Linked DNA regions of Homo sapiens: region 2 is linked to region 1. A link is a loop called in an ENCODE intact Hi-C map of the cell type or tissue named here. Cell type or tissue: mammary epithelial cell. All regions are shown on one strand. Each heading gives the region's core, and the rest is flanking DNA. Links, peaks and the distances in the headings are about the cores only.

Evidence for each region. A loop is a pair of places that touch in the nucleus more often than their neighbours do. Peaks named below come from ENCODE experiments on the same cell type or tissue, not always from the same donor. Only the 100,000 strongest peaks of a DNase experiment are listed, where the experiment ranks them.
Region 2: a loop joins it to region 1, with 5 times the contacts of the local background. A loop is called at or near these places in 2 of 110 quality-filtered maps.

The regions. Positions count from the first base shown.
Region 1 is chr6:5,485,296-5,488,214 of GRCh38, reverse strand. All of the region lies in intron 4 of FARS2 (phenylalanyl-tRNA synthetase 2, mitochondrial), which reads right to left. Among named protein-coding and RNA genes, the nearest start is that of FARS2-AS1, 29 kb to the right of the region's middle. RefSeq lists an enhancer at 1,570-1,629. In mammary epithelial cell, for the core only: no CTCF peak of the experiment used is centred there; no DNase peak of the experiment used is centred there.
Region 2 is chr6:5,540,968-5,543,886 of GRCh38, reverse strand. The region is part of intron 4 of FARS2 (phenylalanyl-tRNA synthetase 2, mitochondrial); the gene reads right to left. Among named protein-coding and RNA genes, the nearest start is that of FARS2-AS1, 84 kb to the right of the region's middle. RefSeq lists an enhancer at 1,226-2,425. In mammary epithelial cell, for the core only: no CTCF peak of the experiment used is centred there; a DNase peak (open chromatin) is centred at 1,676; H3K27ac peaks cover 569 bases.

The sequences.
Region 1 (2,919 bases), core at 202-2,701:
CACTACTGTTAGGGGAAAGTTGGGATCAAGTTAGGGAAGATTCAGAGAGACAGAGGTAAAAAAGGGTCTAGGCTTAACACGAAAGCAAAAGATGAACTCCAGGGCACAGGAGAAAACACATTTATCCAAGGACACAGCTGATCATAACATCTACTTTCTGATGAAGAGTAAAATCCAAAAGAAATAATCTTCAAGCAAAGAACACTGCTTCAAGGAGAGAATATTCTCCAGAATAAGCCCCAGAGTCCAGCTTCCATGCCCCTACAACACAGGATAATATGGAAGTCAGTCTGCTCATCAATGCTTACTGAGCCTTTCCACATGCCACACACATGGAGCATGTGTCCTCATGGAGACCAGGTGACGTAAGCAAGTAAAGCCACTGAGGGGTCTGATGACTGCAGGATCTAAAAAAACCACGGTATGTCAATGACCAAAGGTCTTTGGAGCAGTCTGGTCAAACCATTCATTTTCCAGAGGAGGCCCTGAGTATTAAAGCCACGTACCTACATCAGATGTCAGTGAGTGCAGAGACAAAAAGAGAACCCATGCGTGTTGGGGAGACCACAGAATCTGCCCTCAGACCAGCTAGGGTTGAATCTGGCTCTGCCACTGACTGAAACGTGCGACTTCAGGCAAATTATCTTCTCTAGGCCTCCACTCTGTAATGGGTAACATGGGAATAGCAACGATAGTGCCAAATACACACGGCTGTTGTAGGTATTAAACATAAAAACATATCATTGAGGTATGTTTTTGACCTTGGTACCTGCCACATGGTTGCTGAGTGCACACTATATGTTAGGAATTGTAGTGCTGGTTGGTTCTATTATCACTTTGATTCTGTTTTTGTCAGTGGTCATTGGAGACTGGTTCTCCCTAACTCTGCTTCAGGATGTACAGTCATGGGGTTATGGAGTTTAGCTCGCCTCCACAAGCCTGTCAGTGCAGACAGCTTCTTCCTACAACGTTGGCACCCAGGTAGGTGCACCAGAGGCTGTGTGATGAACCCGGAGGTCCAGGGAAACAGCACAACACCTGGATGTGGAAACTGAAAGACAAACAAATGAAAAACCTTCTCTGTATAAGCAATGTTATATCAGCTGAGTGTTATCTTTTTATGCATACCTTACTTTGAGATTTATTTGAAAGAATCATCAATACCCCTGGACATGAGCAGCCAATATCCAACCAGCTTCATTTCTGTCAGTGACGGTGCCCTTCTAGGATTCTGTGTGATGTTCACGGCACAAAAAATCTGATGAATGAGTAGGTAAATCAAACAATTCAACTGATCAAAGATTCATTTGAGATTGCTAATAATACTGCCATTATCATATTAGCTTTTAAAAACCATGATCTCTCTTCACAGAAGACAGAGGTAGATCATTTTGCTTGGAAGGACAGAAGGATTAACTCCTTGTGGCCTGTGCATGCATTCCCATGATGGAAACGTGGCTGACAGCTGACCACGGGGGATGAAGGAAAGCAATGCAAAGCTTAAGTCCACACCTCAACATGCTGACCTCCTGGCATCACATTTGGCTCATTAACAATATATTTTAAAAGTCCTGTTGTTCAGCAACAAAATATACTAGTATTGAAAGAGAAGCTTATCAATACAGCACTGGCTATCCCTCCTCACAAGCAAAGGGAAAGCAATCATTTACTCAGAAGTTCTGACGGTGGAGACTTCTCCCCTGTGAGATAACTTTTATCTCTAACCCCACCACTAAGCTGAACAAAGATTTACCACAAATTTTTCATGAAATTACCACAGAGTGAGAACTCACCTGAATAGAAGGCTAAAATAAAAACAAGTCATAACAAGAACAGACCTGTTCTGCGTGGAAACAGGGTTTGGGGCTCAGGGAAACACTTCCCTTTCTCTGGTCAACTACTGAGACTAAAACCAAAACCTCATCTCTGACTTCCCAGGTGTCCTGTAGTGAGGATGATAATCCCTTTTCCAAATATAAAAATATATAATATATAAAAAGTTAAGCTTTACTAAAATGAGTAGTAACAGAAATGCATCTGTTTCTCTATTAATAGCTAACATTTACTGAGTGTGAATGGCCCTGTGCTAAGCACTTTATATTCATTAAATCCTTGCCATATCCTTGAGAGAGGTAATGCTATAATTTCCACGTTATAGTTGCAGGGAAAAGAAGTTCAGAAATAATGAATAACTAGTCTAAGTCCCCAAGGTTAGCAGTGGCAAAGTTGGATTCCACCTAATTCTGGAGCAGGGCTGCCCGACGGAACTTCCTGAGTGCGGGAAATGTTCTGTGTCTGTGCAGCCCAGTTCAGTAGGCACCAGCCACATGTGGCTAGTGGGCACTTGGAATGTGGCCAGCCAAGGAACTGAAATCTCAGTGGTACCGAATTCTAATTCATTTGGATGTACACAGCCATGTGCGGCTCATGGCCACCCTGCAGGACAGGGCACTCTAGAGCAGGAGTTGACAAACCGAAGCTGCAGGTCAAATGTGTCCAGTAGCTTGTTTTGGATGGTCTTGAGCAAAAAAATGTTTTTTACATTTGTTAAAAGATCTAAAAAAAGACAAAGATACAACAGAGACAGTATAAAGCCTACGAAGCCTAAAGTATTTACTATCAGGCTCTTTACAGAGAAAGTCTGCGGCCCCCGGCCTGAGAGCTATACTCTTAGCCCCACAGTCACTGCCCCCCAGGAAAAAGGATTTCAAGCCCAGTCCCCCCCACTTTAAATCTTAACAGTATGAAGACAACGTTAAGAACTGCATCATGTGAGAAGTTTCCTATTTCCCATTAGAGTATTTAAGGGATCAAGCAAGCCTAAGAGAAGGCAAAAAATGCTGACCAAGGTATGCCCTCATTAAGTTTTGTACAGTCAGCCTCCAAAACAACACTTAACATTTACAAACTGCATTTGCA
Region 2 (2,919 bases), core at 207-2,706, 56 kb before region 1:
AGCAAACAAACAAACATAACTAATCCAGATTCAAAATGTAGAGAAAAGTGATAGGAAATTCCAGACTGAAGGAGTTTCTTCAGTAGCAATGGGACGGGATGCAGCACGGGAAGGCTGAGGAGTGGATTCTGGAGATACAGGCAGGACTCGTCTCAACGAGCCACAAGAAACATTTTGTTCTCATTTCTACCTTGCATTTAATGTTTTCCTAAAACATAAAAAACTTGGCCAGGAGCGGTGGCTCACGCCTGTAATCCCAGCACTTTGGCAGGACAAGGCTGGCAGATCACGAGGTCAGGAGTTCAAGACCAGCCTGGCCAACAGTGAAACCCCGTCTCTACCAAAAGTACAAAATTTAGCCAGGCATGGTGGCGTGTGCCTGTAATCCCAGCTACTCGGGAGGCTGAGGCAAGAAAACTGCTTGAACCTGGGAGGTGGAGGTTGCAGTAAGCTGAAATTGTGCCATGGCACTCCAGCTTGGTCCACAGAGTGAGAAAAAAAAAAAAAAACCACCACCAACAACAGAAAACCCTTATAATTGTTTCACAAATCCCCATTCGCTCTAGCTGAACCAGAACATTCATGGAGCTTCAGGATTAGGTGTGCAAAGTCCAGGAGGGAAAAGGCTTCATTATAAGTGAAACACCAGCACCTGCGGTTATCACTTGGCATCAAGGCAATCATCAAGACAAATGGGAACACAGGCTATAAGCTACAGACAGATGGAGAGGCACTGGTCATTAGCAAAGAACTTTTTAAACATTTCCAGCACATCACAGGCTGATAATTTGGTCACATATAAAATTATGCACATGACATTCCACTCAACAACAACATAATTGACATTTTTTTCAAGTGTACATGGGTCATCCACCACCACAGACCATATTCTGGAACACAAAATACATTTCAAATATTTAAAAGGATTGAAATTGTACAAAAAAAGTTCTATGTCCAAATGCAAATAAATCAGAAATCAACAGAAAAATATCTGAAAAATCTCCCAAATATTGGGAAATTAAACAACATACTTCTCTAAGTAACACATGAGCCAAAGAAGTCATCACAAGGGAAATCAGAAAATATATTTAAATGAATAAAAATTAAGATATGACACATTGAAACTAGAACTCGTAAATTATTGGGTGGGAATGATAAAACCACTTTGGTAGTTTCAAAAACAGTTTGGTAGTTTTTTACAATAAACCAATATTTCTCAACTGGGGGCCATCTTAACCACCAGGGGACATTTGGTAAGGTCTGAAGACATTTTTGGTGATCAAAACTGGGAGTGGGGAGCATCCTGACATCTAGTGGGTAGAGGCCAAAGATGTTGCTAAAGATCCCATAATGGACGGAATGGTTTCCCACCACAAAGAATTATCCAACCCAAAACATGAAACAGAGAAACCCTGAATTAAACAGACACTTAGCATATGACAGAGCAATTCCATTCCTAAGTATTTACCTAAGATATGGAAACATGTGCACTGGAAGTCCAATGCAGCTTAATTCAGAATAGCTCAACCCCAAAACACCCAAAATGTCCATCAACCAGTGAATGGAGAAATTGTGGTATATCCATATAGTAGAATTGTCAAAGGCATCTGAACCAGAGTGACTCCATCTTGAGTAGGAGCTGGGTAAAATAAGGATGAGACCTGCTGGGCTGCATTCCCAGGAGGTGAGGCATTCTGAGTCACAGGATGAGATAGGAGGTCAGCAGGGGTGGTATCACAAGATACAGGTCACAAAAACCCTGCTGAGAAAACAGGATATGGTAAAGAAGCAGGCCAAAACCCACCAAATCCAAGATGGCGACAAAAGTGGCCTGTGGTCCTCCTCATTGCTGGTTATATGCTAATTTTAATGCATCAGCATGCTAAAAGACATTCCCACCAGCACAATGACAGTTTACAAATGCCATGGTAATGTCTGGAAACTACCCTATATACTCTAAAAGGGGGAGGAACCCTCACTTCTGGGAATTGCCTGCCCCTTTCCTGGAAAACTCATGAATAATCCACCTCTTGTTTAGCATATAATCAAGAGATAACCCTAAGTATTATGCAGTGGAACAGCCCATGCCACTGCTCTGTCTATGGAGTAGCCATTCTTTTGTTTCTTTACTTTCTTAATAAACTTGCTTTCACTTTACACTGCGGACTTGCCCGGAATTCTTTTTCACACGAGATCCAAGAACACTCTCTTGGGGTGTGGATCAGGACCCTTTTCTGATAGCAGAATATGACCTAGTAATAAAAATAACTTATTCCTATACAGAACAAAATACATGAATCTCAAAAGAATTATGTTTAACAAAAAGAGATTAGTCACTAAAGATTATCTACAATATGAATTCAATTCTCATGACATTCTAGACAAGGCGAAACTATAGAGACAGATAACAGATTGGTAGGACATAAGAGAACTTTTCCAGGAGATGGAAATTTTCTCTATCTTGATTGTGGGGTGTTTACATGACTGTATATATCCTTCAAAACTCATGTAGCTATGTTTTAAAAGTATGAATTCTGTTGTGTGTAATACTACTTCAACAAACTGGCATTTCAAACATACTACACTTGAATGACACGGCAGTACCAAGTCAAATTGCTGTAAGTTTCTCAACGGTTACTCTCAGCCTCTGTGGTTATCTCCTTGTGAACTGGAAACTGATAGTTTGTGGATCAGCACCATTCTGAGCACCACACTTTGAGGTGTAATGATTTAAATGATATAGAACATGCCAATATAGCTTACATATATATTTAAACCCACAAAGTTAAGACGTTCCATAGCAAACTCTTACATATTCTAAGTGCTGATCCATAGACCCCCTAGGAATCTGCAGACTGCAAGCTGAGAATTATGACTGGGAAAGAAAATATAACCCCTAACAACAGCACCAAAGGCCCC